Regions from separate parts of the Homo sapiens genome. Here region 1 is linked to region 2. The links are chromatin contacts, found by Hi-C or POLR2A ChIA-PET in ENCODE. All regions are on one chromosome and are shown on one strand. The core of a region is the stretch at or near the end of the contact, and the rest is flanking DNA. Distances in the headings are between cores, read along the strand shown.

What was found. A loop is a pair of places that touch in the nucleus more often than their neighbours do. ChIA-PET counts read pairs that join two places held with the same protein, here RNA polymerase II (POLR2A). Pooled maps may share reads with other maps.
Region 1: a map of PC-9 shows a loop between it and region 2 (14-fold over the local background). The contact joins the promoter of SALL4 here to the enhancer-like site in region 2. A Hi-C loop is called at or near these places in 7 of 168 maps with a recorded cell type or tissue (A673, Caco-2, G401 and 4 more) and 7 of 50 pooled maps. POLR2A ChIA-PET finds 5 or more read pairs at or near these places in 5 of 52 experiments (Caco-2, H1, HEK293T and 1 more).

The regions. Positions count from the first base shown.
Region 1 is chr20:51,800,189-51,803,823 of GRCh38, reverse strand. SALL4 (spalt like transcription factor 4) reads left to right here and starts at 1,303. Exons shown (of 4, transcript NM_020436.5): 1 at 1,303-1,545. The coding sequence starts at 1,416. RefSeq lists enhancers at 957-1,598, 2,242-2,884, 3,400-3,449, 3,597-3,635.
Region 2 is chr20:51,698,704-51,702,724 of GRCh38, reverse strand. All of the region lies in intron 4 of ATP9A (ATPase phospholipid transporting 9A (putative)), which reads left to right. Among named protein-coding and RNA genes, the nearest start is that of ATP9A, 68 kb to the left of the region's middle. RefSeq lists enhancers at 249-749, 750-1,250, 3,665-4,021 and a silencer at 961-1,255. Within about 2 kb of position 1,769, at least 3 of the 41 ENCODE cell types and tissues checked have a DNase peak (open chromatin) inside an H3K27ac peak, as active enhancers do.

The DNA.
Region 1 (3,635 bases), core at 54-2,553, 100 kb before region 2:
ATCAAGAGAATGCAATGCACAAATGTGGAGGGAGGGTTTATATCTGCACAGTCCCTTACAATGAAGTAAATGCCAAACAAAGACGCATGCCCAGAGCAGTTATGGAAAGACCAATCAAAGACTTAGCAGGTTGATGATTTCATCATTCATTTAACATTTATTGAGCATGTACATTGTGTAAAGCAGTTAGCCAAATTAAGTATACATGAATTTACGGTATAAATGTGTATACATGTAATATATCATATACACACACACAAGCCCCACTTTAAAAAATTCCAGGCATCATGTGTCAATGATACAATCACTTTGAACGATACACCTTTTCTGTAATAATGTGTGTATTGCACAAAAAAATTCCAATAGTGATTAGTAACAACCAGATACTGTGACAGTGCCCCATTGCCATTCCATGGGAGATGCAAGAGCATTGTCTCAGTAATAAAATATGATGTTATCAGGCATTTATGGCTCCTGGGGAAAAAAATGCAATTGCTTGCTGTTTTGATATTATCTCTGACTATGCTTGCTTATCATTTGCCATTTCTATATTTAGTAGCCAGTCATTTTGAAGTTAAAAAAAAATCAAGGTTTGCATTGTAACCACAAACCAGTCTTTGTGAACAGGAATCCTGGAGGCTATTAATCAGCTTTTAAAGGAGGTAAGTCATGGTGGTGGTGGGGTATCTGAAATTTTGGAAGTTCCGAGCTCACTTTAAGAGTTGAGATGGGTGGGAGGGCTGAAAACACCACCATTCATCATTCTTCAGTTATCTCGAGACTCAACTTAAACATTTTTAATCAAAAAGATGGGAGGGGACACGGGTCACATCTCAGGTTTGGGGGAATGTGTGTGCGTGTAGATGTGAAAACTGAGCCAAAATATTCCACTGTGAAGAGATCTCCCTTCTCGGCTGGTGGACATCAACCTTACCAAGTAATCTTTGGAGCAAGTAACTACCAAATAAAGCCGTTCCAAAACTTCTACGTAAGCTCCTACTTTTTAATGAGTACGCATTTCTCCCCATTTTCTTTTCCTCTCCAAGGACTGAGATAGCTGGAGCAAGGATGGGTCCCCCTCTGATTTCGTCCCCGCCCCAGCCAATCTGAGCCCGGATGCTAATTAGCTGCGCTCCCCTGATGAACACGCCTTTGTCACAAGTAGGCCCGGACTACAAAGCCCAGAATGCCTCACCCCTCCCTGATCAATGAGGGCTTATTTAAATGATCTCTGAGGTCTTGGACCCAGGCCAATCAGCTGTCAGGGCTCATGATAAATCGCAATGCATTATTGATAATAATAATTACTGGGACATGCGCGTTCCGGCCGAAGGGGGGTAAATTTCCCAACTCCAGGAATTTGTGGCGGAGAGGGCAAATAACTGCGGCTCTCCCGGCGCCCCGATGCTCGCACCATGTCGAGGCGCAAGCAGGCGAAACCCCAGCACATCAACTCGGAGGAGGACCAGGGCGAGCAGCAGCCGCAGCAGCAGACCCCGGAGTTTGCAGATGCGGCCCCAGCGGCGCCCGCGGCGGGGGAGCTGGGTGAGTGGGGCTGGGGCGCCCGCCCGGGGAGGGGAGCTTCCCGGACGTACGCGGGATCCTCGAGGGCGCAGGCTTCGGGGAGCGGGCGGCGTCCAGCGCAAATTCAGGAGCCGAGATTTGGGGGCTCAGTGCCCGGGAGGAGAGGTCTCCTCCTCTCCCCACCACCCCGCCTTTTGCACATTTCACACTTTTTTCCTCTTCTCCCCTCTTGTGTAAGTTTCACCCCCAGCTTTCTCCCCTAATTGTAAAATTGACCCCCACTCGCTCCTCTGTTCTCGCTCCCGAAAGGTTCCCTTCTCCTTGTCCTCTGCCCCTCACTTAATTGGTTCCACTCCCCTCACTGGTGTTACCCCCCCCCCTTGTAACTTAGGTCCCCCTCCCTCGCGTCGCTCTCAAAAGAAAGAACCCCGGGGGATCCCCACCCTCTCCACCAGCCCCTTGGGGCTTTTCTTGGAGGCTGGAGGAGGGGCGCACCCCTGGAAGACCCCCCGGAGGAGGACGATCTGTTGCACGCGCCCCTCCCGGGCCAAGTGGGGGGAGGGGGCGCGACCTCTCCCCACCCTCAGGAGCTGGGGTGCGGGCCACCCGCGCTGCGCAGGGGATTGGAGGGCCCAGAGAGGTGGGGGAGGAGGGCTCAATGTTTCCCTTTAAAATTTTTTTCTTTTCTGGATTTCGCCTTTTCTGCCCGGGCTGCGCCGCCTGCCGATCTTCGCCCTAACCTTTCGGGGCCTGACCTCCAGCCATCTTTGATTTCCGACTTCCTAAAAATAACCGCGGCAAGCCCGAGGGTGCGAGCCCCCAGTGGCCGGGGTGGCGGGCGCGCGGCAGCCCCACTGGGGTGCACCGGCCTCCCGTTTTGCGTGGCTTTTCTGGAGCGCTCGGCTTTCCACATTTGCGCTTGGGTGTGAAAGGGGAGAGGTGGGGGGCCAGAGCGAACTCCCGCGGCTGACCTGGCCCACGCTTCCGCGGCCAGCGTTTCCCAGATCGAGGGGAGTTCGGGACCCCAGCCGCGCCAGGAACGGCGGGGCCAACTCTGTTCCCACTTCATCACTTCACCGCGGAGGTTTTAGGAGCGAGGCGGTTTTCCACTATCTCGTCTCCATCCCGGCCCGCCAAATTGTCGCCTGATAAGTTTTTAGCGTGCGCGTGGGGGGAGGGGGGATTTGTAGCCTCCTCTCCGGCCTTGTTCGTCGCTCCGCTCCCCGCCTGCTTTCTAATTTCCCTGCAGCAGACGGGTGTGCGCGGCAACCCCGGAGGACTCTCAGAGACCATCTCTGATACCCGGGGTTTCCCGAGAAGACGGTCGCCACTTTTTGGCTTCCGTATCCCCGCCTTTTTGTCGGAGACTGAATGTAATACATTTCCCAAGTTTATAATACGTCAATAGAATTCCCCGTTTAACATTTTTCCAGGGCAAATTAAAAGGATCGGCTTGACGGAGGGGATGGCTGGGCGTTTTCGGGGCGCCGGGTGGTCAGCGCAGCGCGCACCCGAGGTCCCAGGCGCCTGGAGGGACTCTCTTTGTGCCTTGGTTGGGGGCGGGGTGGGGTGGGGGTTGAGGGGAGCGTGAAGGCTTCGTGGCCTGGCCCACCTGGAACAAAAGGGTTAACCCTCAGCCCGCCTGCTTCCTCCGGAGAGGAGGGGCGAGCTCCTGGTTCTGACCCCTCCCCTGGTCCTACGCTGACCTCCCCTTCCCCCTTCATTTTGGGTGGGCGCACACACGTGGGGCTTTTGGTGGTGTTTGGCACCTTTCGGGAGGGAAGCTTGTTACGAGAGGGCTTCTGAAATTAACGATGGTTGGAGTTTGGAATCAGAGTCAACCTGAGCTGAGCTAAAACCTCGGGCCTGGCCGTGCGCTGCCACTGCGATTTGGGAGGGAGGGGAGTTGGCTATTGATCACCAGGGTTGTCGCGGACAGCCCACCCGGCTTGCGCGCGGGCGCCCCCTGGAGGCCCAGCTTGAAGCCTAGCCCTTTGCTGGGAGGCGGGGTCCCTTCGCAGGTACTGGCTCACACCTGGTGGGTGGGACGGGTTGTGGGGGTGAATGGAGAGTGCTGGGCTGGGCCAAGGATGGGTACCCTAGGGGATTCG
Region 2 (4,021 bases), core at 520-3,019:
ATCATGTGTTTTGGGCCCTTTCCACACCCTTACCGATTTTTTCATTCTGGGAGTCAGTTCTGACCACTGAATGCCCAGTGATTCCTCACTTCTAACTTTGGTCTCTCTTTTCTCTCCCTCTTTCTCCCTACCAACTTGAGAGCTCCTTGGAGAGGGACATTTTAGTCAAATACTGACAGCCAAGCCTAGGGCCTGGCTGGTGGAAAACTCCCAGTAAATATGGGAATGTAAATAACAGTATCTGCTTTTTTATCTCTTTTCTTCTTGCTGCTTTTTCTCCTTTTCATTCTGGTTTTATTTGTATTTTCTCTCATTACATGCACACACACACACACACACACACACACACACACACACACGAACACACACACCATGAAGCATGAAGGCCCAAACTATGTATCTATAGATATTTAATTTTTTTTTTTTTTTTTTTGAGACAGAGTCTTGCACTGTCACCCGGGCTGTGGCACGGTCTTGGCTCACTGCAGCCTCCGCCTTTGCAGGTTCAAGCGATTCTCCTGCCTCAGCCTCCTAAGTAGCTGGGATTACAGGCGCCTGCCACCACGCCCGGCTAATTTTATATATTTTTAGTGGAGACAGGGTTTCACTATGTTGGCCAGGCTGGTATCGAACGCCTGACCTCATGATCCACCTGCCTCGGCCTCCCAAAGTGCTGGGATTACAGGCATGAGCCACCACGCCTGGCCTAATTTAACTTTTTTAAAAAATAGAGACAGGGTTTTGCCATGCGGCCCGGGCTGGTCTCAAACTCCTGGGCTCAAGCAATCCACCCGCCTCGGCCTCCCAAAGTGCTAGGATTGGGAGCCACTGTGCCCAGCCAAACTACGTGTTTTTGATCACCAAAAGAAAAGACAACATGGGGCAAGAAGTCCAAATTGACAGCACTCTGCAGTAGCTCAACAGAAGGGGAGAGTCTGGGAATCTGTGTTTGTTCAAGCTGCAGATCCGAGGCTCATCCCCTCAAAACACTGCAATGCTAATGAATGACCGTGGCTAAAAATCCCAAGTGACCTCATGATGGTGTGGCTCCTTGCTTCCTCCCTTAGAGGTGGAGCAAGAGCCCTGTTGGCTGATGGACAGTTGGGTACAGTAGGTGTGTTTGCATGAAGGATTGGCCTGCTGGGGTTACTCAGAAACTGCTCTGCAAACACAGAGGATTAAAGGGGTTTTTGTTGAGGCAGAACAGATGGACAGAGAGAGGCAGAGTTCAAATGAATGGATCATAAATCAGCACTCACTTGCAGAAGGGAAAAATCTGGGTCTGGTCACTTAAAAATTTGAGCTAATTTTAATTATTATTTTTTTCTTCTTAGGAAAGCAACCTTACGCTTAATGGAAAAACAATTCATGTGAAAAATTTGGAAAATATATGTGCCAGAGAAAGCCCTGCTGATCCTTTTAGTGAAATCTCCCTGATTTTGTCCTCTGTCCTGCTAATGTACACACATATACATAGGCAATTATTATTTAATAAGAATGAAAACACATGCTCTTCTATGAGTTAGATTTTAAGAGGGAACCTGTAACTAGAGCTTGAAGATCTGAACCCGGGTGTGATCATTTGGGCCAGGTCAGCAGCATAAATTTTAGTAATAAAACCAAAGACAATGTGTAAATTTATGTTTGGGAAAGTTGGGGCAAGCTCAGGTGAAGGAAAAGTTCATTGGCGCTGAGGGCCACGTTGAATTTACGGTCTTCCTTCAAGTAATACCTTCCTGAGCTCCCAGAAAAACGACAGGTCTGTGTTCATTTTTCCTTTTGCCCCCTAGTGGAGCAAGAAGAGTGGTTCAGGCCATGAAATCGTTCTGCCAATTAGACCGTCTCTTTACCCATTTCTCTCTTTCTTTCGCTCCCTCTCTGTTTTCTATTTTTTGAGACGGAGTTTCGCTCTTGTTGCCCAGGTTGGAGTGCAGTGGTGCGAACTGGGCTCACTGCAACCTCCGCCTCCCGGGTTCAAGCGATTCTCCTGCTTCAGCCTCCCGAGTAGCTGGGATTACAGGCGTGTGCCACCACATCTGGCTAATTTGGTATTTTTAGTAGAGATGGAGTTTCTCCATGTTGGTCAGGCTGGTCTCAAACTCCTGACCTCAGGTGATCCGCCCGCCTCGGCCTCCCAAAGTGTTGGGATTGCAGGTGTGAGCCACCATGCCCGGCGCTCTCTCTTTCTCTGTCTCTCTTTTTTGAGGCAGGGTCTTGTTCTTTTGCCCAGGCTGCCGTGCAGTGGCACAATCTCAGCTCACAGCAGCCTTGGTCGCCTGGGCTCAAGCATTCCTCCCACCTCAGTCTCCGGAGTAGCTGGGACTGTAGGTGCACATCACCACACCTGGCTGATTTTTTGTGTTTGTTGTAGAGACAGGGTCTTGCTATGTTGCCTAGGCTGGTCTTGAACTAATAGGCTCAAGTGGTCCACCTGTCTCAGCCTCCCAAAGTGCTGAGATTACAGGTTTGGGTCACTGTGTCCGGCCTCTTTACCCATTTCTAATCATCTAATTGGATGTTCTCCAGTCTCTCTGTAAATGTATTGACCAAAGCCCAAGACATAATGAAAGGAGGCCAGTGGATCTCTCTCTAGCAGGCCAGGGCTCCGGTCACTGAATTGAGTTTAGCATCACATTTTATGAAAATGAGGTGCCATTAGATGCTAGATGCTCACTTAGTAGGGTGAAATACTCACACTAGGAGAGTCCAGAAGTCTTACCAGCGATCGAGGGTTAGTTCAGCTCGCCATTGTTAGTTGAGTGCTTTCTAGAAGTCAGTAGTGTTGGCCGGGCGCAGTGGCTCATGCCTGTAATCCCAGCACTTTGGGAGGCCGAGGCGGGTGGATCACGAGGTCAGGAGTTCGAGAAAAGCCTGGCCAATATGGTGAAACCCCGTCTCTACTAAAACTACAAAAATTAGCCAGTCTTGGTGGTGGGTGCCTGTAGTCCCAGCTACTCGGGAGGCTGAGGCAGAAGAATCGCTTGAATCCAGGAGGTGGAGGTTGCAGTGAGCCGAGATCATGCCACTGCACTCCAGCCTGGGTGACAGAGCGAGACTCCGTCTAAAAAAGAAAAAAAAAGAAGTCAGAAGTCAGTAGTGTTTATATCAGACCTTTTGATGCCAGTTCTACTTATTGTTTAATGACAAGATTTAACGACACACAAAAATTAGTTAAAAACAAATCTTATGGAACCGATTAAAGAGAGTTGTTTCAATAGGAAAACATTGGAATGCTCTGAAAAATCTCAATGGTAGTGAAATACTTAAAAAATAAATGATATTAAATTATGTTAAAATGTAAAATATGTGAGACACTAAAAGTCTAGAGTTGTGCACTTATATTATTTCGTGTCTTTAAGTCTTTAAGTTCTTTTTTTTTTTTTTTTTTTTTGAGATTGAGTTTTGCTTGTGTCGCCCAGGCTGGAGTGCAAGGGTGAGATCTTGGCTCACTGCAACCTCCACCTCCCGGGTTCAAGCGATTCTCCTGCCTCAGTAGCTGAGATTACACGTGCCTGCCACTATGCCTTGCTAATTTTTGTATTTTTAGTAGAGACAGGATTTCACCATGTTTGCCAGGCTGGTCTTGAACTCCTGACCTCAGGTGATCTACCTGCCTCGGCCTCCCAAAGTACTGGGATTACAGACGTGAGCCACTGTGGTGCCCGGCCTATAATTACTTTTTATCTCTCTCTTAGCTGAACATTTGTAAGTTACATGGGCTTGTTACAAGATAGCAGCATCATAAAGATTTTGTGGTGTTGCTCCTGTATGTGAATTTCACCTATCACCAGAATAAATTCTCTCTTCCTCTCTGGGCTCCCTCACAGGGTGTGGGGCCACCTGGCCCCAACTGGCCCCTTCCACTTTCATCTCTCGCTGTTCCCTGCTTTCCTGATGCTTTACGTCTTGCTGAAGGAGTTCTAGCCTTTGGCCGTGTGCATGCTGTTAGCTATTCACCTGTCCCACTTTCTCACATCTCAGGGTGCCTTTCGTCTGTTATTGGTAAACACAGTGTCCTTCG